Regions from separate parts of the Homo sapiens genome. Here region 1 is linked to region 2. A link is a loop called in an ENCODE intact Hi-C map of the cell type or tissue named here. Cell type or tissue: PC-9. All regions are shown on one strand. Each heading gives the region's core, and the rest is flanking DNA. Links, peaks and the distances in the headings are about the cores only.

The links. Peaks named below come from ENCODE experiments on the same cell type or tissue, not always from the same donor. Only the 100,000 strongest peaks of a DNase experiment are listed, where the experiment ranks them.
Region 1: a loop joins it to region 2, with 4 times the contacts of the local background. A loop is called at or near these places in 4 of 110 quality-filtered maps.

The regions. Positions count from the first base shown.
Region 1 is chr18:31,410,647-31,426,278 of GRCh38, reverse strand. The region is part of intron 1 of DSG1-AS1 (DSG1 antisense RNA 1); the gene reads left to right. DSG4 (desmoglein 4) reads right to left here. Exons shown (of 16, transcript NM_177986.5): 15 at 14,831-15,048; 16 at 11,370-13,451. The coding sequence ends at 12,684. Among named protein-coding and RNA genes, the nearest start is that of DSG1-AS1, 8.5 kb to the left of the region's middle. In PC-9, for the core only: no CTCF peak of the experiment used is centred there; a DNase peak (open chromatin) is centred at 6,558; H3K27ac peaks cover 1,176 bases.
Region 2 is chr18:30,961,048-30,976,679 of GRCh38, reverse strand. No RefSeq gene overlaps it. Among named protein-coding and RNA genes, the nearest start is that of DSC3, 74 kb to the left of the region's middle. In PC-9, for the core only: a CTCF peak has its summit at 6,299 (motif pointing left); no DNase peak of the experiment used is centred there.

The DNA of each region.
Region 1 (15,632 bases), core at 5,015-7,514, 450 kb before region 2:
TGTCCAGGTCTTCCATCCTGTCCAAGGGATAAAACAAGACATTTTATCTGAGTTAAAATGTCAGTTGTCACAGTACCTTCTTTCTTGCCAACATCACAGTGCAGGTGAGGCAGAGCATATACATTCCCTAAATTAAGGGAGGCAAAGAGAGGGGTGGAAATAGAAACTATGGAAATAGAAAATAACAAGGAGCAGGCTAGTACATGAAATCCACAAATTGTGAAAGATTAGTCATAGTGTAATGTATTCTGGACAGTGTAAAAATCTTCAGTTGTTTGAAATTAGGAATGAAGATAAGTAATAAGTGCCATCTCAGGATAAGATCCACCATTATCATGTCAGATCATGTCCTCTTTGCTGGGAATATATATATTTTTCTTTTTTTCTTGTTCTCATTTGCACTGAAGGACTAAGCTGGGAATATTTTTTTCCTCTAAAACGTGTATTTAAATCTAAGGATACTTATTGATAGCTGTCTTCCGAGTTCTATCAATCAGCCCACAGGTAATACCTGGGAGATTCTGTTGTGGCATTGTGGTTCAGGCCTTCTCATGCCTATTTTCTTGGAGGAGAGAGTTCTTCAGTGTTCAAATTGTTAGATGTAATATGGTTCTTTCTTAGAAAATTATGTCCTATAACTTTGGTTCTAGGACTATACTATATATAGATAGGGGCTGGACACATTGTAGATAGCAAAGCCTATATTGTCTTCAGTCCAAAAACCAAGTAAGTTTTATGGCCATCAAAAACAACTGGCACAACCTAACCCCTGATAGCAGAGGTTATCTATTTAAATATGCCTTTATAATGCTGGCATCCTTATAAACAAATGTAAGTTTCATAATGATATCTATTGGACTCACAGACTCAGAACTGGGAGGAAAACTAGAACTCCAGAGATATAAAAAAATTTATAGCTATGATTATTGTACTTTGGTGTATAAGGTGTCTTCACTAACATCAAGGACTGTCTTGTTAACAGTGTGTTGTAATATACAGATTTTAAAACATGTGCATAGTCATTGACCCCAAAACTTCAATTCTAATGGAAATAATGTAAAGTGCATGTTAAGCTCTATGCACAAAGATATTAATCACACAATCACTTATAATATTAAAGGAGTAGAGGAAACCTCAGTGTCATTTCATGGGATGAAATATCTCTTTAATTATTTTATGAAGAATATTAAGCGTAAAATGCAGGTACAGGCTTTTATATAGGATAATCTCAACTAAAAAAATAATGTATGCAATGAATATGGGTATTAGAGAAAGACTAAATTTCAGTCACAGATTTGGGTTTCTAGGCCTTACCTATCAGTTGAAGGGTAGAGCTGTGTTAGCATTAGTCGAGGAGAATTATCATGGTGTTAGTTGTTGTCTCTGGGTAATGGGAAATTATTTTCATTTTCTTTTATATTTTTACATTTTCTAAATTTTCTACAATGAGCACATGTTAATTTTATACTGGGAAAATAATCATCCTGCACTAAGAGCAAAAAAAAAAAAAAAACCTTGACATCTTAACACTGAGTTTTTCTTTTCATTTTATTTCTATTCCTTATAAATGTAGAAGGCATATTTTTCTTGAGGTGGAGGACTATGTCTGAGTCAGCTCCTTCAGCACATAGTCCTACAGAGAGACCCTTAGAGTTTGCAGGGCATTTCCTGGGCTCCGTGCTTTTAGGTTACAGCGCCACCTTTGGGATATAGCCGGCATCACTCGTTACCACCATTTGCTGATGATGTGAAATGCACAATTATACTACGATTTTGTGATGTGGGCAGCTAATTATTCAGTTATCCCAAGGGTTAAGATGTGTAGATGGAACGCATGTTATTTCTTCACTGCCTTGGTTCATTGAAACAACTCCTTGCTGGTCTTCTCATCAACTGCTTCATTCTCCTCCTATGCATGCCAAGGCAAACTTCACGAGCGATTTCAAATTCACTGTTCTCCTTTAGGCATATTCAATGGTTCTCTTTCAGATTTAACTTTCAGATTAAAATGGAAATTCCTTAACATGTCATTGATTTCCAGGTTTCTGACTCCTTCCTGTCTTGTGATGATCTGCCTTTATTCTTCAGCGTTACCAGCTGCTTCCAGCTGTCAGAGGAGCCAGTCTTTCTCCATCTTCCCTGTTTCTCTCCTTGTCTCCAATTCCATCCTATTGGCCTGGAATGCTCTTCTCATTTCTTCATCTGGCTGTTTCCTGTGGTTCCTTCCAGGCTTGGCTCAAAGTTCATTTCTTATGGGAAGCCTTTCCCAGCTCATTAATGCTAGGCCCCTCTTCTCTTCTCCCTTAACACTCATTCATACCCCCTTGTATAACTGTATCTCATACTGTATTTCAACCCTTTACTTCTTCCTGAATCTGACTGAGGTCCTTGATGGTAAGGACCCTAATTCACGTTTCTATACCTAGCCCTTAGCTCATATGCAAATAATGAAAATGCTCAAAAAACATTTAATGAATAAATGAATGAGCACTGGAATTGGTTCACGGTGATTTCCTTATAGTTTTTCTTTTCAATTTTCTTCAACTATAAAAGAAAGATCATAAGATGCATTAAATAAGAAAAATTTTGAGAAACAATTAGCCTAGTGCTAGACACATACTAGTAAATACTTGTTTTTTACTCTTTTTTTTTTTTTTAATAATTCCTATCTAGTTTCATGTTCTCTACATATGGTGGCTCATGCCACACTGATATCAAAGTCATCACCCAGTCAGTGCCTCCTTGTTAAATACATAATGTGTATTTAACAAGACTTCCTAGTCAATCAATATTTATTCTGATCACATGCATGCATGGTGACTTTTGTGCCAACACCTCACCATCACTCACCACACAAACTTGCTGCCTCCCTATCAAACACACATTCAGCCTCTCTCTTACTTTTAACTCGGTAATCTTATCAGTCTCAGAAAACCTTAGCTCTGTGAATTTCTAACGAAAGTATGGTCCTTTTTTGTTTCCCTCTCTCTTTTTTTTTCATTTTTTTAAAAGTTGTATTTTAGAATCAGGGAGTACATGTGCAGGTTTGTTACAAAGGTATATTACGTGATGCTGAGGTTTAGGATATGACTGTCACCCAGGTAGTGAGCACAGTACCAGATAGGTAGTTTTTCAGTCCTTGTCCCACACCCACCTCCACTCTAGTAAGCCCTATGTCTATTTTTCCCATCTTTATGTCCATGGGAACCCAATGTTTAGCTCCCACTTATAACTGAGAACATGCGGTACTTGGATTTCTGTTTTTGCATTAGTTCCCTTAGGGTAATCACTCCAGCTGCATCCACCTTGCTGCAAAGGACATGATTTTCTTCCTTTTTATGGCTGCATAGTATTCCATGGTGTATATGTACCACATTCCCTTTATCCAGTCCATCACTGATGGGCACATGGGTTGATTCCATGTTTTTGCTATTGTGAATAGTGCTATGATGAATATATGGGTGCATGTGTCCTTTTGGTAGAGCAATTTATTTTCCTTTGGGTATATACTCAGTAATGGGATTGCTGGGTGGAATGGTAGTTCAATTCTTAGTTTTTTGACAAATCTCCTAACTACTCTCCACAGTAGCTGGAGGAATTTACATTCCCACAAACAGTGTATCAGTGTCCACTTTTCTATGCAGCCTTCCCAACATCTGCTATTTTTTGACTTTTTAACAAAAGCCATTCTGACTGGAGTGAGATGCTGTCTTATTGTGGTTTTAATTTATATTTTGTGGTCCGCTTTTTAAGAAAAGTTTTCTTGATGCTTAGGGTCAATCTTTTATGCCAACAACAGTAAATACAGGTAGTCTTCAATTTTCATTTGTTCCCCTTTCATTTAACTCACTTTATCTACTTTATATATTGGCACCCTGACACTACCTTTCTTATGCACAGTTCAGCTAGTGAACAAACACTTTGTGCTAGCACATGCTACCTGCATGCCAACACTTCAGTAACCAGACAATACACATAGTTATCTGTAAAATGGATTTATATAATTTTATTTATGAAAATTTATATATAAATATATAAATGGATGTATATAATTTATATAAAATAATGTATATAATTGTTTGAATAGTTTTATTGATTTTTACCTTATTATTTTCAAAAATGATAAGACATCTCACAATCTTTTTTATTTATTTGCTTTCTTAATCCATAAAAGCATTGGCAAAATTGCTGCCAGTAATTCCTTCTCATTATCAACTGGGTTTCTTCAGCCTACTGTTATTTCAAGTAAGCTAAAATAGAATTTAAAGAAATTGTCTTTGCAAATTAATTTTCATGATCTGTATTTGATATTTAGTCTATGTTTAAAATATTGCAGCAATCATTCACATATTTCAAAATTTATGATAAAGTTGAAAATTATTTCATATTTACTGATATTAAGTTGGCTTTCTGCAAGTGGGATTTTTCCATGTGACATGTAAGTTTAAAGTTTAGGATTCATTTATTTGGCTTTTATGTTGCTTTGGAAAATATGATTAAAATAAATAACTTTCATCTGGTTCTTAATATTGAGAGCTCTATTTTGCTGCCTGTCATATAATTTTTTTTGTTACCGAATTTATACATAAGAAATAACTTCAAAAGAAAAGAAAAACTATTAATCAACTAAAGGCTATAATGAAAGCAATCTTATTATCAACGGCCTCTGTCAATGATCAGCAAATTTCCAGAAGTTTTAACATTCTTCTAAATCATTTATCCTGTGTAAATGTCATAATGGAACAGGCAAAGTTACAAATTAATGCTGGAGTTTTGAAGATATCAAAGTTATTAATGTATAATTCAATTTAATTTTAATTAATTCTAAACATATCCTTCAAAATTTTTTTAACTTGAATGTATTAGAAGTGCCAAGATAATAATAATAAAAAAAGAGCCAATGGGTGGGGATTGTACCTGTCAGATAGTAAACACACTGAAAACAGTATACTACAGCTGTAACAATGGTCAGAATTATCAGCATACCCAATAATATATCAATCTAATAGAAGAGAGACTAGAAATGTATTTAAGTATATATGGTAATTTAAAATATTGATTGATTAATTTATTCTTTTATTGTCAACTAATATTTACTGAATGCCAAATTCTGTATAATGATGAGTAATATCAAATAATTATAATTTTTATTAGATTATTAAACATTAAAAAGCTGATAACATCAATTATTATTAGGTCTATGGCTAAGCAAGCCCTGTCAAGAACAGCTGGCAGAAGTGTAAATGGACATTCTTGTTGACAGAAAAATTTGGGAAAATGCAATAAAAATTATTTGTCCATATGCTTTGATACGGCTTCCCTCTTTAAAGAGTCTATCCTATACAAATATTTCAACTTCCATGTGTTTGTTCTTATATGTACATCTGTATCATGCCTATATTAGATATGTAAATATTCATTGTAGCATTATTTGTAATAGCAAAAACTGAAATCAACCTAATTTTCTGGTAATAAGAGAATGGTTAAAAAAGTGTGGTGCAAATTTATGAATATTATGCAGATTTTCGAATGAATGAGGTTGATAAATATGTGCCGACACAGCATGATGTTCATGGTAATGTGAGAAAATCAAGCTACAGAAAAGTATACTAGAAAAAATTCAGTGACAAACTCTTGACACTAAATTCACATTCAAATGTGTCTGTTTGGCTAACTGTAGGAAAAGCAAATCTGCTGTCACTGCTTTAAAAACTGTCTGTGTTGGGTATCTGTGCTGGGTTGACAATTACCAATCGTCAATTTTGCTCTACCATCACACACTTTTAAGGCCTTTGTGGAACTACATTTCCCAGCTTCACTTTCTCTGTAGCATTTTTAGAATTTAGTTTATCCATCTATACCACAATTTCTTTCAAAAAGCACGCGAAGTTATTTTCCGTGACTTTATTTTAGTACTCTTTGTGCAAAAGATCGATTTCTCCGGAAATGTGATTGTCCTGTTAGTTAATATGCTTGCATCTTCTCCTTAAGGGTGACATTGACACAAGCTTTTTGGAGATCATTCAGAAGGCTGCTATCTAGAGGCGACACTGTTGAACTGTAGACACTTACTTTTAGGTGCTTGAGAGAACTTGACTATATTTTTCACTTCTACAATTAAATGAATGCATGCTATATACTAGACATTCCAACACCACAGATACAGGAAAGAGAAATGCATTGTCTGTATTCTTAAGGGGCTCACAGGCTAGCAGGCACAGGGAAGTAGTGTGGTAATTTCTGAAGGGAATAAAGGAGAGCTAGCTATAACAATAGTCAGAATCATCAGCATACCTAATCATATATCAACCTAATAGAAGAGAGACTATTAGCAGTACCCCAGCAGGCTGGGGTGGTGGAAGAGATAACAAGAAATGTTTCTGAGAAGTGGCAATGCTTGAGGTGAGTAAGTAAGGAAAAGCTAAACAGATGAGGGGAGTGGAGAGGGCTCCAGATTAAGAAACTAGGGTGGAGCAGCGTGACAGAGGTATGAGAAAGCAGGCCCTGTTCTAGGAACTACAATTAGTCCAAACACCTCACTTAAAGTGATCAAAACGGGAAGGGCATTCAATGTGCAAATACTTTGACTAACAAGTAGGATGATTAATTGGAGTCGCTTTAGAAACATCACGGACCTGCTCACCTCAGTGGTGACCTAAAGGATTTCCTAGGCTTGGAATGGTGACTTATCAGAAGATCGTGACTTCCACAGAGACAAACACTAGGCTCTCCACCTCAGTGAACGAGCCACCTGGTGTCTCAACAGAACACAGACAGACTATCATGAGGATTCCTGAGGGCCGTCCCAGTGCCACCTCATAAAATTGGGCCTGCCCATTGGCCGGCACAAAAAAATTTCACTGGTTCTCCATTTCCTACCAAGTTAAATCCAACCTCCTAATTGGATTCAAGATCCTTCTACAGGCTGCCTCTCACATATCCTTCCAGAATTAAATAAAATAATTTGGTGAATAGCAGTAAGAGTTTTGGAGTGAGTCCTGGGTTTGAATTTTAATTTTGCTACCCACTTAAGCTCTAACAAAAATGATTTCTGGCCGTGTGTGGTGATTTACGCCTGTAATCCCAGCACTTTGAGAGGCCGAGGCTGGCGGATCACTTGAGATCTGGACTTTCAGACCAGCCTGGTTTAGTAGAAACCCTTTCTCTACTAAAAATACGAAAATTAGCCGTGTGTGGTGGCACGCACCTGTAATCCCAACTGCTCGTGAGGCTGAGACAGAAGAATCGCTCGAACCCCGGAGGTGGAGGTTGCAGTGAGCCGAGATCGCGCCACTGCACTCCAGCCTGGGACACAGAGCGAGACTCCATCTCGAAAAATAAAAGAGCATTTCTCTTAGCTTAGCTTTTGTGTCTTCATCTATGACATGGGTATAAATCATACCTCATAGTGTTATTTTGATATTTCAATAGGATAGTATATTTTGAGTAATTAATGCAGTAACCATCATCTTAAAATGGCTGACTATAAGATAATTTTAAAATTCTTATTTTGTTTCAGACATTTTTAAGTATGTTTAATTTGGCTACTTAATAGTCTTTGGGTATAGCCTGTGTTTTAGCTTTTATATCTTTGTAATTTCCGTCAGACAAAATTCTACATCATCTTCAAGGATCCTTCCTCAATTCCCCTGATTGAAAATAATTATTCTTTCCTTATTCTACATAAATTGGTACCTCTGGCACAGAAACAATAGTAATAATTTTGTTGAATAGAGAATTGGTGAAAAAAAATTGTACAGGAAAATTTTCTTACCCTTTTCACAAGTACTGTTTTCACCTTTCTAAAATTTTAATTTGTTAGTTAAATGCTTGGTACTACTTTATTTTAAATTCATATCTTAAATCTCATGCCCCAAGATTGAATCCAGTGGGAAGAGATAATTTTCTTTTAAACTTTTATTTTAAGTTCAGGGGTACATGTATATGTTTGTTATATGGGTAAACTTGTGTCATGGGGATTTGTTGTACAGATTATTTTGTCACCCAAGTATTAAGCCTAGTACCTATTAGTTATTTTTCCTGATCCTCTCCCTTCTCCCACTCTGCACCCTCCAAGAGGTCCCATTGTCTGTTGTTCCCCCTATGTATCCATGTGCTGTCATCATTTAGCTTCCATTTATAAGTGAGAACAAGTGGTATTTGGTTTTCTGTTCCTGCATGAGTTTGCTAAGGATAATAGCTTTCATCTCCATCCATGTTCCTGCAAAAGACATGATGTCATTCTTTTTTATGGCTGCATAGTATTCCATGGTGATACTTAATTTTTTAATTGCAGTGTCTACAATAATTTATGGAGTTTATTAAATTTATTTGTTATTTTATATGAGCATTTACTAATAAAATAATAATTCTGTTGATAAATTTTATCATTAAAAACAAATGAATTATTCTAAATTTTAATTTACAAGTGAATTCATGCCCCTGTACTGTGCACATAATAATAAAGATGATTATCAATAAAATGGGAAAAGATTTTCTGAATTTGTCTGTTTACATATGAAATACTACATTCACCAAAGAGAAAATAAAACATTGTTTTATCATATATATTTTTTAAATAAATACATAAAAAATTATTACATTTAGTAATTAATACACCATGATCAGAAATAACTAGTTCAAAAGAAGAATTTTTTTAGAAAATAATTTTTTTCTTGAACAAGTTTATTAACTCTATGTTCTTAATGTTTTCCTTTCTCTTCACCTGTAAGACTTTCCCAAGATAACCCATTTATTCATGTAATGATGCTACCCCCTCAAGTAATTTCACAGGGCAGGAAATATGATTCAGACTATATGTTATATTTATTTATAAAATATAATTTCTTGAGCTTTTGGGTTCATTTTCAAACCTTAACATAAACACGATATCATTTTTACTTCTTAGACAAATTAATACCCTGAGTCTTAAGCAGTAAAGAGAATATTGGTTTATGCTATTTCGTTTGAGATGACATTTAAAAAGTATGTCAATTTTGGAAGCTTGAGTTGCATCTGAATGATACTGATCACCTTGGAATGGTGGAAGAGTTCCTCCTTACTAACAATGTTGAGAGAAAATTACATTGTTCAGCTCTTATTTCCACAGATAGTATGGAGGAGGGCATCTATTAGAGGTAAGTCTTTTCTTTGGAAGCAGCTTTAAGTCTTTGTGTATTGATAAAGAGAAGAAAAAGCTCACAGGAACATTATCTTATCCTTTTCACAAGTGGTGTTTTAACCTCCTTTTAAAATTGTAAGCAGGGCCAGGCATGGTGGCTCACGCCTGTAATCCCAGCACTTTGGGAGGCCAAGGTGGGTGGATTGATTGAGGCCAGAAGTTTGAGACCAGCCTGGCCAACAGGGCAAAAATCCGCCTCTACTAAAAATACAAAAAATTTAGCTGGGCTTGGTGGTGCACGCCTATTGTTCCAGCTACTCGGGAGGCTGAGGCACAAGAATCGCTTGAATCTGGGAGGTGGAGGTTGCAGTGAGTCAAAATCATGCCACTGAACTCCAGCCTGGGCAACAGAGCAAGACTGTCTCAAAAAAAAAAAAAAAAAAAAAAAAAGAGTAATCTATTAGTTAAATGTTTGGTATTATTCTTCATTTCTAAAATCTCATAGTGTTTTGACTATTTTATAATTCTTAGAATGATTGGCCTAATAGAATGCAAACTCTATTTTTGCAGGTCGATTTCCACTTTTTTGGTCAGTTTAAAATATTAAAAAAAGACCCAAATTTAAAATAATCACTATATTCTAGACGAGAAAACTTACTGAGTTCATTTTTATAATTTTTTAACATGTTTTAAATGTTAAATGATAACAGTAATTTAAAATACACTCAAAAAATTTCTCTGACAACAACATGTATTTCTATATACCAAGAGTATGATCCTACTTATCCATTTGTAGTTAAAAAAATTCAAACAGTATGGAGATTTTGCAAAGAACTAAAAATAGAACTACCATTCAACCCAGAAATCTCACCACTGGGCATCTACCCAAAAGAATAGAAATCATTATATATAAAAATACCTGTTTTTAAAATTTTTTATTTTGTTATTTTTCTTTTTCAACTTTTATTTTAGAATCAAGGAATACATGCGCAGGTTTGTTACAAAGCTATATCACATGATGCTGAGGTTTGAGGTATGACCGAACTCGTCACTTAGGTAGTGAGCGTAGTACCCAATAGACAGTTTTTCAGCCCTTGCCCTTCTCCTTCTCTCCTTCCCCTAATAGCCTCCATTGTCTATTATGTCCATCTTTATGTCCATGTGAACCCAATGTTTTGCTCCCACTTATAAGTGAGAACATAAGGTATTTGGTTTTCTGTTCCTGCATTAATTTGCTCAGCATAATGGCCTTCAGCTGCATCCATGTTGCTGCAAAGGACGTGATTTCATTCTTCAGTCTTCATTCTTTTTTATGGCTGCATAGTAGTCCACGGTGTATATGTACCACATTTGCTTTGTCCAGTCCACTGTTGATGGGCACCTGGATTGATTCCATGTTTTTGCTATTGTGAATAGCACTGCAGTGAACACATGGGTACACGTGTCCTGTTGGTAGAACAGTTTATTTTTCTTTGGGTTTATACCCAGTAATGGGATTGCTAGGTCAAATGGCTATTCAACTCCCAGTTCCTTGAGAATTCTCCAAACTATTTTCCACAGTAGCTAGACTAATTTGCAATCCCACCAACACTGTATTAGTGTCCGCTTTTCTCCGCAGTCTCACCAATGTGTTAGTTTTTGACTTAACAAAAGCCATCCAATGCAAACTTTAAGCGAGAAATATCCATGTCAGGATTTGCCACGGAATGGAGTGTGTGCCAGATGCTATGTGGCTGGTTGTTGCTTGAGTGTTTAATCACCATGAGACCAATGCTCCTTAGCTACCCCATGGATTTCATCAATTATAGAGTAGTAAAATTTACTAAAGTGAGAAATGGATGTAGCAGCTGGCAGTACACATAATTTGGAAAATATTAGGAAATATGTAAGTAACTTTCTAGCATTACAATGTTTTAGCTGGTCTGCGCTTACACTTTAAAACTTAATTTTTTGAGAGAGAGTTTTTCTTCCAATTAGGGAATAGCAAAGAGTATGCAACAGGCAGGTTTGGATCCTCTTCAGATCTGGTGAAGTTATAGTATAAAAAAGCATACTGGCTAGCGTATCTGAACAATGGGTTCAAGGCTTTGTACCACAACTAGCTGGTTGTGGTCATTTAACCTCTCTATTTCTAGATTCATTGTCCAGAAAATGAGAGAACTAGGTAAGAGGTTATCTGAGATGACTTAAATTCTACAATAGTTTTATTCATAAAGGAGCAAAAGATAGGCAAGAAACACTACAATTATTTCCTTTCAAAAGGATTAAGCCTTGAAAATAAGTTTATTTCATTTACATTATCTCAGTCACATTATTGCTGCTACTGTATACATATTTTACAGAATTAAGTAAAATTACCTGGCTAGAGATTCTTTTTCTCAAGTCAGCTTTATGCCTACGAAAAGTAAGCAATGTGTTTCCATTTTATTTATTCAACATAAACAGTAGTGTTGCAAAGAGAAACACAACTTGGTAATGGACTTAAGTAGTTGGTTAATTATTGTTGTTAGGAACTTAAAGCCATATCCCAGAGTTTTATTTTAAGTCTAGAAATGAATAGAAGCTCTATGAAGGCAGAAACCATGTCTGTCTTCTTTACCTGTATATTCACAGAGCCAAGACTAGCACCCAACACCTAGTTGCTTCTAAGTAAATATTGTAGAATATATGAATAACTACAGAGTGCTTTTGGAGAATATCTGGTTGCCAATTGAAAGCTCTACGATTCAGGTCAATGAAATTGGTTAAGCCATATTTCATGTATTTTTCTGACATAATTGGCAACAGTAGGGAAAAAATTCCCTGTAAGTGGGGAAAACTCTAATATTTCCCCAATAACTCTTTCTACTTTAGGATTGTCATTTTTTTTTGCTATTCTAGATTAATTTACAGTTAATCATATAAATCAATAAAGTTCAATAAAAATATATATTTTTCTTTGATGAACCATTTCCAGCCATGCTTTCAGTTGGCAAACTCTTTTCTTATTATATTAAGCATCTCCTATTGCTTAATAGCGCATAATATTGAAAAATCTTTTGAAGAGACAAATGACTTCAGATATCTAAAGATATTGACAGATACTCTACGTTCCTTTTCAATTTCCTTTCAGAATGTACATTTCATTCAACTTTTCAATTAAAAATTTTAATATAAATATTTCCCTAACGAAAAATATGGCTGGTGGATGTAGACAGGGCTTCTTTTGTAACTTCCAAGAACAAGGCATCTTGGTTTACAAGATTGGTTCTACAGGCCTCAAGACCCATAGGATTCACAATATGAGTTATGTGCTATTCGTTAGACAGTATCAAGGGATGCAATACATTTTCTGCACATTTTTTGACGCATTATTTAAAATCAGAAAGAATTTTAAAAAGGCTTATCTAAAGTGCCTAGCCATATTCACCCTCAAAATGGTATAATCAAATAATGGCATTGACCTTAGAATATCTGAGTATTTGTTGACTATTAATATATATGGTACATTATATATTTTTGGTGGATGTATTGATGATTACAAGGTGCAAGGTCTCCACATAGAATACTGACCATAAAGCACTTACTGTTGGGTGTAATGTATGTTACTGTATCGTGTTACTCTGTGTCGAGATGTCATGGGGGATGTGGAGCCAACGGTTTGGCCTATGGGAAGGTCTGGACTCATCATTTGCATCACTTGAATTTCTGGCCCTACTAAAATATTGCCGCTCATCACAGGTCCCATACAACCCTCAGTCGTGCTACTATTGCTCATGTCAGGCACACCAGGACTAGCCAGTACTCTCTCAGCATAGATTACATTGTTGTAATCTGCTAACTCAGCAGGTACACAAATATTCCCTTGAATATCATAGACAGGTGCCATTACTGCTTCGGTTACTACAACATTGGGTGCAAGCTGAGGATCAAAAATAATTGTAGTGGGTTGCACACATGGATCAGCATTACCGTAAGTCTCAGTCACAATAATATCCCCATGGACCACGGGTTCAGATGCTGCCATTTCTTCTTGGAATTCAACTTCTGAGGGAGTCAATCCTGAAGATTCATTAACAAAGTAATTAGGTCCGAGCAAAGGGAGGTCAGTACTGATTGGTATACAAGCCTGGTGTGAAGGAAATGGTTCAATTTCTGTGTTTAAGCAGATCTCAGCAAGAGTCCTAAATTTTGGATCTAAAGTTTCCATGCAGCTTTCATCTAAGTCATCCACAATCCAACTGCAACAACCAATAGAGCCTACGGGAGACCCGACTCCCTCGTGGTCATAAATGAGCAAGCAGTCATTGGCTGGTCGACCTTCATCTTCATCTGCATAAGCATACGCTTTCTAAAATTAAAAGGAAATACAGAATTAGAAATTTCTTTTTCCCTAAAATAAGGAAGAATAACAGCAATCCCTCAGAGAGACTTCTGAGTTAAGTTGTTACGGAATAAACTGAATAATGGTATCAATCACTCATTAAAATAATTGATACTATCCATGCACATTCTGTGATAGCATTTGTAACTACCAATTTTAAGATATAGTTTACAATTGCAACAACATCTTCAGCATTTGTTTGGTAAAGAATCATGGTGAAATTCATGTATGAACAGATGGAGAATAAAGCAGGCCGACTGAAATATGAGATAAAATTCTAGTTCTATTTTAGTTCTTTTAAAATGTGTAATAAATTATTGTTAACTATAGCAATCCTGTTGTGCTACCAAATACTAGATCTTCTTCATTCTAACAGTATTTTTGCACCTATTAACCATCCCACTGTTTCCCCTCCCTACTACCCTTGTCAGCCTCTAGTAACCATCATTCTACTCTCTATCTCCATGAGTTCGGTTTTTCCTTTTAGCTTCCACAGATGAGTGAGAACATGTCAAATTAGTCTTTCTGTGCCTGGCATATTTCACTTAACAGTGTCCTCCAGTTCCATCCATGTTGTTGCAAAATGACAAAATTTCATTTTTTATGGCTGAATAATATTCCATTGGGTATATGAATCACATTTTAGAAGTCCAATCATCAGTTGATGGACACAGGTTGATTCCATGTATTGGCTACGTGACTAGTGCTGCAATAAACATGGGGGTGCATATATTTCTTTGATATACTGATTTCCTTTCTTTTGGATATATACCCAGCAGTGCTATTGCTGGACCCCTTTTCGTAGTGAAGGTCAGTTGGTGGATAAGTCACTGGACTGAGAATAGGAGAGCTATCTTCTAGGTCTTAATCTAGCACGAGTTGTGGTGATGCTGCGTTCCTGAGTTTTAACTCCTTTCGTTCCCAATTCTTTTTATTTTCTCTTTTCTGTTGGAGGCTCCGGGAGAACATGAAGGACATCAAAAACAGAGGTCATAAATGCACCTTTTTTCCCCTTGATGAGCATTTTCCTGCTTTGCTACTGCTGTGGGAAACAAGGTGAGGAATCAAGGAAACAAAAGATAGAAAAATGGAAAAGGGAAGTGGAGAATGATGAGGGGTGTGGCCTTGTTCACGGTACTAAGATGCGCTATGGCAGTTGAATATGAAATCCTGTGGCAAATTAGCATTTTGTGTTTTAAGGAGACGTGAAATACTTTTTATTCAGGTTTGGGATAGGGTTGAGAATAACAGCATATTTCCGAAGAGGCCTACTACCATTGTGAGTATTTTACTATTATTATTATTCAATCTCAAGACGATTTTATGTGTGACTGTGAGGGCATTACCTCCGAGAAGTAGCTGTCCAAGAAAGCCATGTTGATGTCTGCGTCAGCGTAGTCCCGCAGGGTTCCCATGGTAGAGCTCCTCTTCCTTGCGGCCCCTGAGGCTCCTGCGGCCCCTGCGGCCATGAGGCCAACGGCTGTCCCCATACCTGTGTTGAGCTCCACTCCCGATACACCTCCTTCCACCGTGCCCCCGGCTGCATAGGTGTTGGTGTAGATTTCTGAAAAGGGAGGATGTTGGTTTAACAGCGCTGGAGTTGCCTGCAGCGCGCATCTGCCTAAAACGCTGCCGCCGCCGTCTGCGGTGCCACCACCACCCGGCAAGGCGTAGGCGCTAAAAAGCTGACAAAGAGAGATACAAGTTACACCGATACATCTCCAGGCTTGTTGACCAAATAAAAGTAAATTAATTACACAGAGGGAGTCAGTGGTGGGACGTGGCCTTCCCACATTTGCACAGACTTCGCCCTAGACTTAAAGGTGTAGAACTAGCCAAGAGAACTACAAGCAGGCGCCCGTTCCCGCCGTGGCTGCTGCGGGCTTGATCCAGCCGGGAGCCCTCCAAAGCAAGGCCAGCGGCGTGATTGCAGAAACTGAGCTCATAGTCCTCCTTCACTCCGGAACAGGATGGAGCTGGGCTCACAGGGATGTTCAGTCACGGAGTTTCTTTGCATACAAAGGGCCAAGCTTGGGATACTAAGGAACCATCAGAGAAAGCTCACGTGCACTGCAGAATTAAGCACCCTCTCTGTTTGGTGCAATCATTGCCATATAGCTAAGTAGTGTGTTCAGTATTGTTAGATAT
Region 2 (15,632 bases), core at 5,171-7,670:
ATTCGCATTTAGGATTTTGGCCACAATTTTGATTCCATCCATCAGGTGCTTTTGTACATACCCTAGAAGGCAGAAGTGAGGCAGAGGCCTGGTTTGTGTTTCTCATATGCTTTGATTCTGGAAAGAACTATTTTGGAGGTGCCTTATTTTTCTGCAATTGCTTCCTGCTAATTGATGTTTCTTGGTTGTGGCTTTGTCCTGATGGGGGTAGTTTTGTAAGTGTAGTAGTGGTGGTTTACTCCTGGAGCCAGTTGATGTAGAACTAGCTCCCATGGTGACATTGTTCTGCAGTGTGGCTCAATGTTACTTCCTACATATTCAACTTGGAATGTGTTTTCTCAGGCTTCTCAACAAGTCTGTAAACAATTAATACTCTTAATTAATATTTTTGCTAGAACTACTTGAGGTATAGTCTGTTCTCCTTGAACCCTGACCCATACTGTCTCCTATTCATTGGTGAGTCCAAATATCTAATACTGGTCCAAACAGTGCAGTTAAATATTGATGGTATTAAATATTGGCTAAAATATTCATAGCACTGAAAAGCTGGCTGCTGAAATGTGTGCATTAGCAGGTATTACTAGTATGCATGGCTAGCAGCGAGATAATAAGTGTCCATTGCTAAACCATTTCCCAGCTATTGCTTTGGATTGAGACACAGGACAATTTCTCAGGTTTCAAAGACATGGTTGAATTGTCATTCCAGTTCAAATGCTACATTGCAAGCTCTCTTGTGTGTATGAATGTATGCAGTAGGCAGTTAAAACAGGCATTTAGGATGATTACAAGTCTCATCAAGAAACCTATTCCTTTTGCGACAGGAAGACCTCTAAGATGGTCCTCAGTGATCCCAATATCCTAGTATTCATACTCTTATATAATCTCTCTTTGAACGCAGGCTGGAGATTGGGACTCTGTTCTAACCAACAGAGCATGACAAAGTTAAGGAGGTGTGACTTCTGTAATTTGGTTACAAAATATTGCAATTTCCATGTTGTTTGTTGACTCTACTGCTTTTTCAGCTTCTACTATTTGATGAAGCAAGTTTTCATGTTGAGGATGCCCATACAGCAAAAATCTGAGGGCCTCCTCCAGCCAACAAGTTAGAGAGGAACTGAGGCCCTACCCCAAGAACCCATGAATAACTGAGTCCTACCCACAACCATGCAAGCTTGGGAGCAGGTCCTTACCTGGTTGAGCCTTGCAATGATTAGGGGCCACTGGCACCATTATTATAGCCTGTGAGAGACCCTGAAATAGAACAGATTTCTAACTGAAAGGAACTGAGAGATAATAAATATGTCTTCTTTTAAGCCACTAAGTTTTGCCATAATTTGTTGCTCAGTAATAGATACTTGTTGCTTAGTTTTATTTAGCTGTACTAAATTGGTAGTTTGTTCATTGAAAAAGCACCTGATGTCTCTGCTGGCAAGCAGGGAGTGTAATAGCTTCCAACTCTCTTAGTTTAGAACTGCAAAGATTAAAAATATTTGAAACAAGATGGAGAGACTTCTGTCATTTTAGCGAAGCATTTGAAAATTGGAAGCTCTATTGGTCAAGGATTGGTTAAGAATATTCACTTTGAAAAAGACCGTTCTCTTTCTCTCTCATTTCCACTGGTCTCTCAGGCCAACTATCTCAAAATTGTCAATGGTATGTTAGCATTATTTTTATCATTATTTTCTGAAACATCTTTTCTGCTTTCACATGATAGCTATGCTTACATTTCCCCAGCTGCTTTTTGAACTTCCTTCCAAGTGAACAAGCTATGAAAACTCTACTTTTCTACCCCGCCCCCCACTTTCTGTCTCCCCCTCTCTCTGACTCTTGCACTCTGTCCCCATTTCTCCCATTTCTGGCTGCAAGGAAAGACGATATCTTAGTCTTTGAAGGGAGAGTCACTCTAAGCCAGGATAAAAGCATCCGTAGTAGGCCAGCATCATTTTGAGCGGGACCATTGTCAGACTCAAGAGCTGACCTCAGGCGTTTGGGGTTTATGAGGAGAGACTTCCAGGTACCAGCTGTGCATAGTGTCAGCATAGGGAGGTCATGTAATTATATCCAGAGTCCCCAACTGTCTGCTGTCTAGTTCCCATTTAAGAGGAAATGTCACACTGCTTGCCCCAAAAGTACTTGCACTCCAGTTCCAACATGTGAGTGGGAGGTACAAATGTCTTAAGTTTTCATGACAGTTTTTCGTTATCTTATGAAGATTTCTGCTCCATAATGGTCGCAACATCTGAATCTCTTAGAAGATTCCTGGACTCCTGGTGAAGTGGGTATGGGATTGAAAATGGACTCTCATCTGTATTTTTGGGGTTGAACTGGGTAGTTTAACATCCTTAGCCTAGGGGAAAGGGAAAGTAGATACCACTGGAAGACAACCAAGCCTGAATTCCATGATGAAATATAACATAGTTAACACAATTCACTGGAAAGAAATACATATCCCAAAGTGTTCTCATTGAAATAGTCCCAATGGCCTGCTAAGGAATGATGATATCAGTGTTTCACTAACCTAGCCTTATGAGGTCAAGCTCCTTTCTGCACTGAGGCCTTTGTGTACGGTTTTTCTTCTACTTGGAATTCTTCCCATTCTCTTTAACGGTCTTTTATTCAAGCTAATTTGTATTAATTGTTGAAGAATCATCTTAACTTTATTGTCTTCCAAACCTTTAATACTGGGTTTTATTTTCCTGTGAGCAGTTACTCAAACTGTGTAACTGGAGAAAATTCACCACCGTTTCCTTCAATACCATCACCATCACTACCCATCGCTCACTTCCAGGTGTGTTGCTTGGTTAGAAGACTAAGTGGAAGAATAAAAGACTTACTCTGACTCCCTTTTATGTAAGAAAAAAATAAAAAATTCCTTGTTCATAAACCTAACCTTATATGCAAAGGGAAGACCTCCCATTAATTTTAATTTCAGAATGTCTGCTGTGTCTTTATGTAGCTAAGAGAGTCGTCAAAGGGTGTATGGCTCTGTAATGTACCCAATTTATTATTTGTTTTATATATATCAGGAAGCCTTGGAACATAGGCTTATAAAAAAGAAAAGGTGGTCAGGCATGGTGGCTCACACCTGTAATCCCAACACTTTGGGAGGCTGAGGCAGGAGAATCCCTTGAGGCCAAGGGTTTGAGACTAGCCTGGCAACATAGCAGGTCCCTGTTTCTACAAAAAAAAAAAATAATAATAATAAATAAAAAACCAGTTGGGCGTGGTTGTGAGCACCTCAGCTACTCAGGAGGCTGAGGTGGGAGGATCGTTTGACCCCAGAAGGTAGAAGCTGCAGTGAGCTACGATCGTGCCACTGCATTCCAGCCTGGGCACAGAGCAAGACCCTGTCTAAAAAAATAAAGAAAAAGAGGCCAGGCTCGGTGGCTCATGCCTGTAATCCCAGCACTTTGGGAGGCTGAGGTGGGCAGATCACGAGGTCAGGAGTTCGAGACCACCCTTGCCAACATGGTGAAACCCCATCTCTACTAAAAATACAAAACATTAGCTGGGTGTGGTGGTAGGCACCTGTAATCTCAGCTACTCAGGAGGCTGAGGCAGGAGATCGTTTGAACCTGGGAGGCGGAGGTTGCAGTGAGCCGAGATCGCGCCATTGCACTCCAGCCTGGGCGACAGGGCAAGACTTCGTCTCAAAAAGAAAAAAAGAAAAAGGAAAAGTAACAAACGGAAACCACCACTATTCTTTGGGAGACGAAGGATGCTGCCTCTATGAGCAATGGAAGGGGTTGTTTTAGGAAAATATGTCTTTTTCTTATTGTCAATTTAAGCTTTATGCCCTTGAAAATAATGTGTGTGTGTGTGTGTGTGTGTGTGTGTGTGTGTGTGTGTGGTTTATGTATGTGTGATGCATCTGCTTGTTGGGTTCAATAGTTACCAGCTGGATGAATAACTAGGAAGAAGGAAGCATCTTTGAATACCTCCCAGGGGGACAGTCTCGACTGCTATGGGAAGATTTGAAAAGTCAGGAGTTTTCTTAGAGAAACGTGGATCCAAGGACAGGGAGGAACTGCTAGGAATTGAGGTGCATCCAGAGGTGTCTGCTCTGAAGAATGTAACTCTTGGCAACGTTTTTTTATTACTATGGTAATGATCATGGTTAACATGCAGTTTTCTCCTCTAGGTTGTAACTCCTTTTTCTTTATCCCCCAAACACTTAGTACTATCTTACGTGCCCTTGTGGTCTTTTGGTTTGGAATCTTGAGACACAAAGGAGGAAGGCAGTAAAGTGCATTCTCCCACATTTACTGAGTTCTTCGTGGGGCAGCAACACCGTATTGGGTGGTGGTGGGTGATTTATGCAGTGACCAGCAGGGAATAGACTTGGAGAAGCAGCTGCTGGTGCAGAAGTGGGTAGACATGTGAAAGCTTCTCTTCCCTAGTATGTTAAAGGAGGGTGGTATCTGAATGAATAGAGATGATTCTCATACTCCAATGAAGTATTTCTGCATATAATTATGTGTTTACCATTTATTTTTTCCCATAGATGCCCCATGAAGCAGAAGTTAAATGAAACTTGTTTATCATTTATTTCTACTTACTAGCATACAGGACACCAAATAGCTTTTAAAAAAGTATTTTTTAAATTAATGAAACAGTAACTATATTTAGGGCTTAAAGTAGGAATATTTTATCACTTTTGGAACTGACCACCAGCTTAGTTCTAGTTAGTCGCAATTAGCTGATATTACAACTATTATTTCTTGTAAAAGGCAGTATGACTATCATCAAATTGAAATGATTAGAACATTTATAAATTAAATTGCATGTAAACAGCCAAGTGGGAATGTATATGGGTAGGCAGTTCAAAGGCAGTCTAACATTAGACCTCTTAGAAGCAGTGGTTAATTATTATTTACCCTTAAGATGTATGCAGTAAATTTTGAAAAGATGGATAAAGGAAATGAAAATCAAATAGATTTCCTAAAGAAAGTGGTCCTAACAAATTGAACTGTTATCTTAATGAAATTATAATAAGTTAGTTTGAGTTCAGAGATTACTCTAAAATTATCTTTCTGGATGTAATCACTGCAGTGTGGCACTTTTGAGGCAAATGTCCACTCCGTTTTCAGATCCAAAATGTGATTTAAGAAATGGCCACTAGATGGCAATATATATTGATAAATTCAATCATTTTCATGGTTAGGTCAAAGTTATATGGTGTACAATCTTCACAAAAATTGTTTAAAAATAAATGGAATGATTCACATCAGTTAAAATATATGAGAAACTTTAAAAATAGAGTTAAAAATTCTTTCAGGAATTTTGGATTTTTTGGGGGTTTTTTGGTTAACAAATATTCTGAGTGGACAACAAAGTAGATTGAAAGTTCAGTATTTGTGATGTCAACATGTCTGTTGTGAGATATTATGGATCCTGAAAAATAATAGTAACATTTTGGTTTATATCCTCTAAATTAGCATATATTAATAGCAGGGTTTAAAAGGCTGATACTAATGTCTATATCCCTTCTCTTCAAAAGGAAGAATGTGTAGAACGTCCCAAATGGAACTCTTTATAAAACATTTCCATACGGAACATTTTTTAGGTCAAGTACTGTTCTAAGTGAGGATTTTTAAGCATGACAGATAATAACATTTGAAGTATTTGTAGCCACATGAAGAAACAGGAAATACGCATAAAGTTAAAAAAGTATATGGAATATGGATATTTCAAATCCAAAGTAATTTTTGAGAAGATTGTAATTTTTAAACTTTGAAAAGTACCTAAAATTAATTGGATAGTTCATCCAGCTTTGAAATAAATTATATCCTGTTCTGCAGTGAATAATGGGGAAATAAAAAATCCTATATTAATGAGCCGAAATAACTTGATATAATCAGAATGGATTTTTGCACATTTTAATTTTATCATTATAAATGAAGGAAATGGGAGCAGAGACGAGAAACTGGGTATTCCTAAAAAAAGAAGCTGTAAGGCTGTCATGGATAGATCTTTTACATCTTCTCTAAAGCTATAATATTTCTCACTACAAATCGTGTTCAGATTGATAAAACTGTGAGGCTACAGGATACTACAGCATGAAAGACAGATTCTGTCATGCCCGTCTTACTGGATTAAAATTGAGAAATTTCTTGGTGAGGTGTCATTGCAACCACACACACGGGGAGAACTAAATATCACACACACTTTCCCCATGAATGAATTTGCCACCATTTCCATGTGTTAGGCAGGAAAGGATTGAAGTCTGATTAATAACCGCTGGTGGATGTTTTTGAATTAAGCAATCAATTTTGATTTATCGTCCTATGCTGCCATCCTGTGGTTACCTGAGAAATGAATAAAGTGGAGAAATCCAATGTTTAAAAAAATGGTTTGAGCCATCTGCTTCTGTGGCATAATAGAAAAAAGAGACTCAAGCAGATATGTGCCTTCTGTCTCTAGAAAGAATGACATTCACGGGCATTCTTTCATTTATTTTTCTCTATCTTCCACCCCTCAGAGATAGGCTGAGTTTGAAATAGTTGCTGCATAATGTATGAAGGAGAAAAATCCTGAGAGGACTTAACAGTTCTGAGAAATAATTGTCTCTTATTCTTACATATTTCCATGGCGGGAGGGAGGAAGGACATTTATTTTCACCTTAATTTTCATTTGATCAGGAGAACTCATTCCTTTCTGAACAGTTTGTCTAAACTAAGCTTTGAAAAATATCCATCATATCCACATAGTAATGAAAAAGCGAATGCTGATCAGCGCAGGGCTGGGCTGATTTATTTTGGAATGCCACTACTGCAGGGTTTATCTTTTTTTATCTTAATGAAACATGCTGCTATTATGCAAGTGTTCTTGCTATTACCTGCAGAATAATCTACCCTGTAATGGAATGAAAGTCTCTTTTAGGCAATGCAATGTAGAAATACTTTCACTTATTCACAGCAGATAATGAATTAGCTTCTAAAAGAAGGATAGCTTCTCATCACCTATTTATAATTTAAAACAAATGACTCGCTCTTTCACAGTTGCATTTAATGAAAAAGTAATTTTAAAACACTATGTTAACAATTAACTTAAATAATATTAATATTGGTCATTGTATTAATTGTGAAACCAATTAAAGTCATTAGTATATACCAGGAAGTTTTCTGTTGATAGTTCTATTTTACATAGCTATGATGAGGTTTAGCGTGTAGCTCAAACTCATAAAGGAAATAAGTTGAAAGAAAGGATTCTGAACTATTGATTCAGTTTTATGTTTAATTACTCATTCATACAGCCCTGGATATTACATTTCAGAAAACGTTAATTATTATAATTTTCATATGAAATACTTATTCCTGGCACTTTTATGTTAAAGTATTAACAAACCATGGCTTTGTCTGATTGAAAGGAAAGCTGAGATACAAACCCGCTAAAGTTTATTTTCCCTCATTTATAACTTCTAGTTACCTACTAAATGAGGACATTATTTGTTAAATACTACTGTGTTGAAAATCTAGCTGGGAAGAATATTGCCACTAAATAAGCCTTCTATCTTTGGAATACAGGTTGAATTTAGTAAACATCATATTAAAATGCAGTCATCTTATCAATTATAAGTACATAGTTACCATCATGACTTCAGGTTATATTTAATTTCCCTCTAGGAGGAAAAAGTTATATACATAACAGATGAAAAAGGTAAACAACCACTTACTAAGTAAATAACATAAAGCAATTCTCCATCAAAGCCTCAGTAATTACTTTGTGGAACAGGCTGCCCTTAATAAAATAATTAATTAATTTTTCCAAATGAATTATGCAAGCCAATATTTTTTCTTCATTAATGTTTTGTTGAAGTAATTAAGTTTTATTAATGAATAACAAAGAAGGAATTGGGTCTTTATTCTAACTGCTAGATATTAATGTGCTTAACTTGAACTAAATGTGTTTCCAGTATGTAATCAAATTTGAATCAATCAAGTCAATTTACCAGTCAAATGTCCTTTTGGAGCTCCAGCTGCTTCCTGTGAAGGCTCTTCACAGAGAACATGCAGAAAGTGACCCAGAAGACTCTGTGGTTCTGCCAAGTATCACATCAATTCTTAATTACAATCCGCTTGATTTTCTAAAGGACGCTACTGGTGCCTCACACAGAACTCTATTATCTGATTCTAATTATGATGAATTTGGATAAAAGCTTAAAATTCATCAGTGTAAAATAAATGACTATTAGCTGAGATGTCGGTTTCCTCTCCAAAGAAGTAAGAGGACAGAAAAAGTCATGCTGGTCTTAGCTCTACAAGAGTATGAATGCAGGCAGGTATTACCATTCAATTTCCATGAGATGTATGGCCTACAATTCTTAAAAGGGTATCTGAGGCCGGGTGCAGTGGCTGATGCTTGTAATTCCAGCATTTTGGGAGGCCAAGGCAGGCAGATCACCGATGTCAGGAGTTTGAGACTAGCCTGGCCAACATGGTGAAACCCCGTCTCTACCAAAAATAAAAAAAATAGCCAGGCATGGTGGTGCGCACTTGTAGTTCCAGCTACTCTGCTTGGGAGGCTGAGGCAGGAGAATTGCTTGAACCTGGGAGGCAGAGGTTGCAGTGAGCCGAGATCGTGCCACTGCACTCCAGCCTGGGCGACAGATTGAGACTCTGTATCAAAAAAAAAAAAAAAAAAAAAAAAAAGGGTATCTGAAAAAGAGTGACAAAACTCATTTTGTTTACATATCATTGCTGTCTACCTGGAAACAAAACGTATTGGTTACTGAATACTTTACACATGACATCATGATACAGTCTTACTCCTGAGACAAAGCCTGAGCTCACCCTTATATAATCTGTGGAGTATCTGAATAGGAACACATTCTCCAGATACCTGTATTTGTTAGTGGGTATGTGTTGCTTAAGTACCGGTATTTACTGATAACTGAAGTTGTTTTACTTGGTAGTTTTCAAAGCAAATCAATAGATTTAATGCAATTCCTATCCAAATTCCAGTTCTCACATATGCATGCATCTGTGTTTGTGTGTGTGTGTGTGTGTGTGTGTGTGTGTAGACATAGACAAACTTATATTAATACTAAGATTTTTACGGAAAGGCACAGGCACTAAAACAGCTAAAAATATCTTACAGCTTTTCTGTCTTGTGATTTACCTAGTGGACAGACTTCATTGCTACTACTCCTATGAAGGTTATGTTTTGCCATCACTGGGGTCTGGGTCTCTTTCCGTCTTACTCTCCTTAGAGCAGGCCAGCATTCTTTGAATCAACAGAAGCTCCACTCTACAGAGGTGACTGTAACACCAGTGATATTTCTCACTTGTCTCCATTTTTTAGAAAGAAACTTCCACATTTCTCATCAATACAGCTTTCTATTTTCCAGCTTGGTAGTCCTGAAATGAAGCATCAAAAGTTTTTAATTATGGGGCACCACACAAAAGATGATGATAGCATATCAAAATCAACATTTTACTTCTGAAAGAGCAATGAGTGCTTTGAGGTTCATTTAGGAAAGCTTGAGCAGTTCAAGTTTGGTTGTGTTTATATTATGACATTTATGATGACAAGCCATCTGGATGAAAAGTAGAAGTTCTGTGAATTAACCAGATGTGTCCAAATATCTGAATTTGCAGCATCAAAAGACTGACAGTTTTTATCTGAAGCTAATTAGCTCTTGCCTGACTGTCAGATTGGAGGATTATTACACCATCAATGGTGTGCATCTCTCAGGTGACATTTAGCTATCATCCCTTGATTGTAAAGAGTTGGTAGAGAGCCACTAAGAGTGGGGTCTTGGGAGTTAGACAACACCTGGCTTGAATCCTACTTCTCTCACCTGTTAGCTGGGCACCTTTGAGCGGACTATGAAACTTCACTCTTCAAATTATGAAAAATCTACAGTACAAAGATTTTAATCATGAATACCTTCTAGAGTGGATATGAGAGTTAATGCAATATAGGCATCATCTGGCATAAAGTATTAAATATGAGGTATAATTATTACATGCATTGGCTTTTTAAGTGTATAGATTTAGGGGTATGAGGGTAGCTGTGTTACATGGATATATTTCACAGTGGTGATATGGGGTTTTTAGTGTATCCATCACCCAAATAGTGTACATTGCACCCAAGAGTGAATGCATGCCTTTTTATCCACCTATATTAATGTTTTAACGGCAAGGACTAATTTAATATCTTCCGCAGTGCCTAATATGCAGAAAGTACTCAGTAAATATTTGTTATATTTGATAAATAAGTGTAACAAAATGCTATGTTACATCAGTTACTCCTTTCAGTATAGATTAGGTTTTTAAGTCCTCCAAGTTCCACCTCTGAGAGCTTCCATAAACTGATTAGTAGTGCCTTCTTTAGATAAGAAAGTCACAGCAGACACACCTCTTAGAAGAGTAGTTGAGAAAACTCAAAATTTTTTACTCTCAAAATTAAAAACGATGTCAAAATAGTTCATTTTACTTTCTATTACTGTGGATAAAAGTCTTTCCACTATCGATGAGAACAGTGGGGTTTAGAAATTTGCTGAAAGTTGCCCTGATGACAAATAGAAGTGGGATGTGAACTAGGTGTTGTCTAACTCCCGAAGGCTCCACTTTAACTCCTGGCCTCTATTAATACCTCACAATCAAGAAGTGATGGCTAAATGTCATCCGAGCGACACATGATTAATGGCATAATAATTCCTCAATCTTACAGTCAGGCAGGAAACTAATTATCTTAAGATAAAAATTTAGTCAGTCTTTTGATGAAAATTTGGATATTTATACATTATCACATTATATGGGAAAGGCACATCTTCAAATTATAGAACACGTCATTTTAATCAAGTTTAAGAGAAATATGTATGAATTTTACTTTATTCCTTCGTATATGCATTCCATATATACTTACGGTCTCTGAAGCTCTGGAGATGCAGAAGGGAATTACATGCTTCTTGCTTCCAATTTGTAGACTGATAGAGTTAGGAATAACAAAAAATAATTAGAATATAACTATAATGTGGTATTGTAGATATGCACTAAATGTAAAAGTGGCAAAGAGATGGAGTGATGAGGTCTACCACAGGGAGGTAAGGGTAAGGTCTGGATAGGCATAACAGAGAAGGTGATGCTTAAATTGAGTATGCAAAGAGTAGATCTTCAGCATCAGGACCAAGAAGGCCACTGCAGAGAAAGGGAGCATTAAAAGCAAAGACGATGGCACAAAACCCCATGGTCCATTTGATGAACTGCAAATAACTCAGTTGGTTGCGACACAGAAGAGTACAAGGGGAGCACAGGCTATGGCGAGAAAAGGCCTTGGATAAATAAGCAGGGGGCAGATGTTGAACTGTGCAGACTCAGTGCTGGAGCCAACAGTAGCCAGTGAAAGTTCTTACATACAGATTTTAAGAAAGATCACTCTATTGGAAATAAGGAGGGCTGGAAAGACCGAAGACAGAGGAACTAGTTTAAGGACTATTATAATCATGTAGTTAAAGGGCGATTTTGGCTTAGATAAATGGTTCTTCGTTCTGGCTACATAGTGAAACATCTTGGGGATCTTTTTAAACTTACAGATTCCTGGGCTCCACTCTGGATGAATTAAATCAGAATCTGGAGGTCTAGAACCTGGCATTGGTATTTACAAAAAAAAACCCCAAGGGATTGTACTATGCAGCAAGTTTTGAGAACCCACAGCTCAGCTTATGATAGTTACATCAGAGATAAAGAGTGGGAGTTGAATTTGAGGCATTTTTAAGGTGTGAATTTCAGAGCAGTGTATATACATTACTGTATGTAAGAATACCCAGAAGATCTTGAAAACTACAGATTCCGAGTCAATAGGTCTGAAGTGAGGCCTGAGATTCTGCATTTCTAACAAGCTCCCAGGTGATGTCAAAGCTTCTTGTCCTTAGACCATACCTTGTGGAGGAGGATTATGCATTTTGCATAGGGGAGAGAGGGAGAAAAAACATCAAGAATGATTTATTAATTCTGACATTGGTGACTAAGGGAATCTGATCATAAGAATTTAGAGAAAGATCATGAACTCAGTTTTGAACATATTGAGTGTAAATGTGCCCATGAAAAATCTGAGAGAACATGCAAGTTCTATAGCTTGGAGGAGGTGTCTGTACAGGAGACAAAGATGTGTGCATCATCAGCCTTCTGAGAACAGTTGAACCACAGGAGTTGATAAAAATGCCTGGGTATAGTGTGGAGTGTGAGGTGGGCTAAAGACAGATCCTGAGAAAAGTAAGAAGAGAACACTAAGGTGAAAAAATAAGATTTTTCCAGGATATAGGAGGATAACCAGTAGGATGATATGTCATAGAAGCCAAGGGAAGAGAGAGGAATTCAATAAGAGAGCAATCAACTCTGACAAAGTCTGCTTGAGAGTCCCCATAAGATTACTGAAAGAGGCCCATGCAATATCGCAATAAAGAGGTCACAGATGAACCTAGTGAGAGTGGCTCTGGAGTCCTTGTTCTGGAAAGCCGACCACTGTGAGTGGACAAGTGGATGAGTACCTGGAGGCAAAGAAGTATTAAAAATAGGACCGTATTTCTTAGCCATGCTGCCTGGGCTGTGGAGGGAAGAGGAAGAGATAGATGGTAGAGGTAGTCTCAGGGGGCTAGGGAAGGTTTCTTTTTGTTTTCTTGGTTTTTTTTTTTTTTTTTTTCCTTTTACTAACTAGATTTGGCATTAATTTTGATCATCTCTCTTTCTAAGAGTAGGTTTATTATCTCTTTTATTTGATTTCGGCCTGACTCATTATCTTAGTTTACACTCTGCTCCTAGTTTAAGTCATTAAATACATCCTTAACATCTTCCTGTTACTAATTCTGTCCTTAGTTTTGAGTATAAATTGTTCACAAATGGCCTTTAAATTCTTTCAACATTGACAGTCTACCCTGTTCCCTGGTTCCCAGCTTCCCTGACTATTTTTGTTGCCTCTTCTCATGCAAGTCTACCTCAGAACATCTGTTCTCAGTACTTTCTTTGTCTCTACTGAACCTGAGCTGGTAGTAATTTCCTTACTCAGGGCTGCTCTTTTTACCCAGAGTTCTATAATCTAACACATTACAACAGATTTTTGTCCTTGATTGTATATCAGAATCACTTTAAAAATACAGATGACTGGGCTTCACCCAAAGTCATTTAAATCAGAGCCCCTGAGGTGGGCCTTGGGCCCCAGCATGTATTTCTTGTGTGTGGTTGATGTGGTGCAGAAAGTGCTACCCCAAAATAGGGCTCTTTGGCATTTGAGGAACCAGCAGAAGCAGGAAGGCCACTCTCACTCTTCCTCCTCCATTATCCCCTGAAGCAGGTCATAAGACCTAGGAAACCTCTCCCATCTATTCCGCTGCTTCTCCTCTGAACACCCTCATTTGAAAGGTGTCCTGCCCTAAAACCGGAGGAAAGGCATGTCACTCAGAAACACCAAGAAGGATCTGGACAAACAAACCTTGTCAACTTCCCTTCAATTTCTTACCATTCAAACTTCTGCATGACTGTCCATAACAATACATGGTTTTCCCTGGGTCTTTCTGTCTTCATTTTTGAAGGCTGCCATGACATGAACAACTGCCTTTTGTCATGAGGAGTCAGCAATGCACCTTATGATGGGTGAGAAAAAAATCTGTTCTCCTCTACACAATCAGGTTTGAGAAGCACTGCTTTATAGGCGGTGGAACGTTGTTTCTTCTGCACAATTCAAAGAAAACCAAAATACCTATTTTAACAAGTTAACAGATTTCTTCATCTATATCTAGATGAACATATTGATCTTAGGAATGTTATTTTTATAATATCACAAAAACTTATTGAAGGAAGACAGAATTATTATAAGCAGAAAGTGTATGGCTAGGATAATTCCTGGAAGGAAGTGTGAATTAAGACAGGAAGGGGAAATGAGGGAAACGTCTGGAAACAATGTCTCAAGATTGAAGAGACTAAACAGAAGCTTGGAAAGATACTAGTATCAAACCAGAAGGACCTGGAAGAGTGACAATGAAACTGTAGCTAGGATAGGGGTCCAGGGGAGACAGATGATTTTGTAGAATTCCATATTTATAATAGGGAGAAGCAAGTTAGCTTAGAGTTTCAGGTGGCTGTTAGGAAACAACTCTCTCCTCCAAACATGAAGTTATATCTGAATCACTGACTGATATAATTTTGCTTTCATCAAGAACTCAAGAAATATTCAGGCTGGAGCTAAACCATGTTAGGAAGGAGAAAGCAAGGTTTTTCAAATCCTTATCACCTGGTTCTTTTCTAATAATTTGCCAACATATATCTCATTTGTACCCTGAATGCCTACTTCATTGACAAAGATACATCTTCCACTCCTTATGGTTAGTTGCTCCTAATGAAAGAGTAACGGGAAATGTTGAAATATTAAGCTTAATTCCAGCATGAAACTAAATAGAACTTCCTGTATTTCTTTGGATAACCATGGCATCTATAGACTAGGAAGAATGATTGTTTTGAAGATTTGGAATACCCAATTTTTTTATTTTGTAGACAACCTTTTAGGATACTTGGATATGAATGACAACTTCTCACTTCAAGGTGTAATGATTCATATTCATTTTATGATTGAGATATAGATGGTTTAAGCCAATTATGTTTAAACTTCTATTTCTGGCTGTGCTTGTGACCATTGATTAATTTGAAGAGTTTGTTTCTACTATGGGCATAGATGACCCACCAGTCAGCTGCTAAATGATCACTGCAATTTATACACAGACACTCAGAATTGTATTTAGTAAGTACAAATGACCAATTGAAACCACCAAATTTAAACGGTCTTTCAGGACTGAACAATTGCTTAGTTCTCAGTGATATAAAAGCTGAAAAAGTATAATCAACTGGAAAACAGTTAATTCAGGGCAGAACTAATGGAGTGTAGTTTTGCTCACATTACAATCAATTTTAGTAGTTTTCAGTCTTTATTGAAATTAAAAATTAGAAAGTGTTTAAAATATCTTTTGTTTCCTTAATAGCAATATTACAATGTATCAAGGATAGATGCTAGTAGCTCTTACAATTACACCACATTTATCACAGTAATTATGAACATGCTATTGTGTTTACTGTTGCATTAATTTGATTATAAATGCCAAAAATGGTTTTATGAAATACTTCTTTGTTGGTAAGGAAACATTTCATATAAGTATATTGAAACATCATAATTTGTCACAACATTAATATATAATCATTATAAAAATGAAATGTTAATACTAAGAAAATGAACAACAATTAAATCTAAGGTATTAGAATTTATTAGATGGATAATTATAATTTACATGGACATAAAATAATTTAGCTTAGAAATTACTAGAAAAGATTTTACTTCTCAGGTATTTTTTTTTTTTACTCTAGAAAAAAATGCTTTTTTGTTTGTGAAGGAAATAATATATTATATCAGTGGTCCCCAACATTTTTGGCAACAGGGACCAGATTTGTGGAGGACAATTTTTCCACAGACCAGTGAAAGAGGATGGTTTCAGGGTGATTCAAGCAAATTGCATTTATTATGCACTTTATTTCCATTATTATTACATGGCAACATATAATGAAATAATTATACAACTCATCATAGTGTAGAATTAGTGGGAGCCCTGAACTTGTTTCCTGCAACGAGACAGTCCCATCTATGAGTGA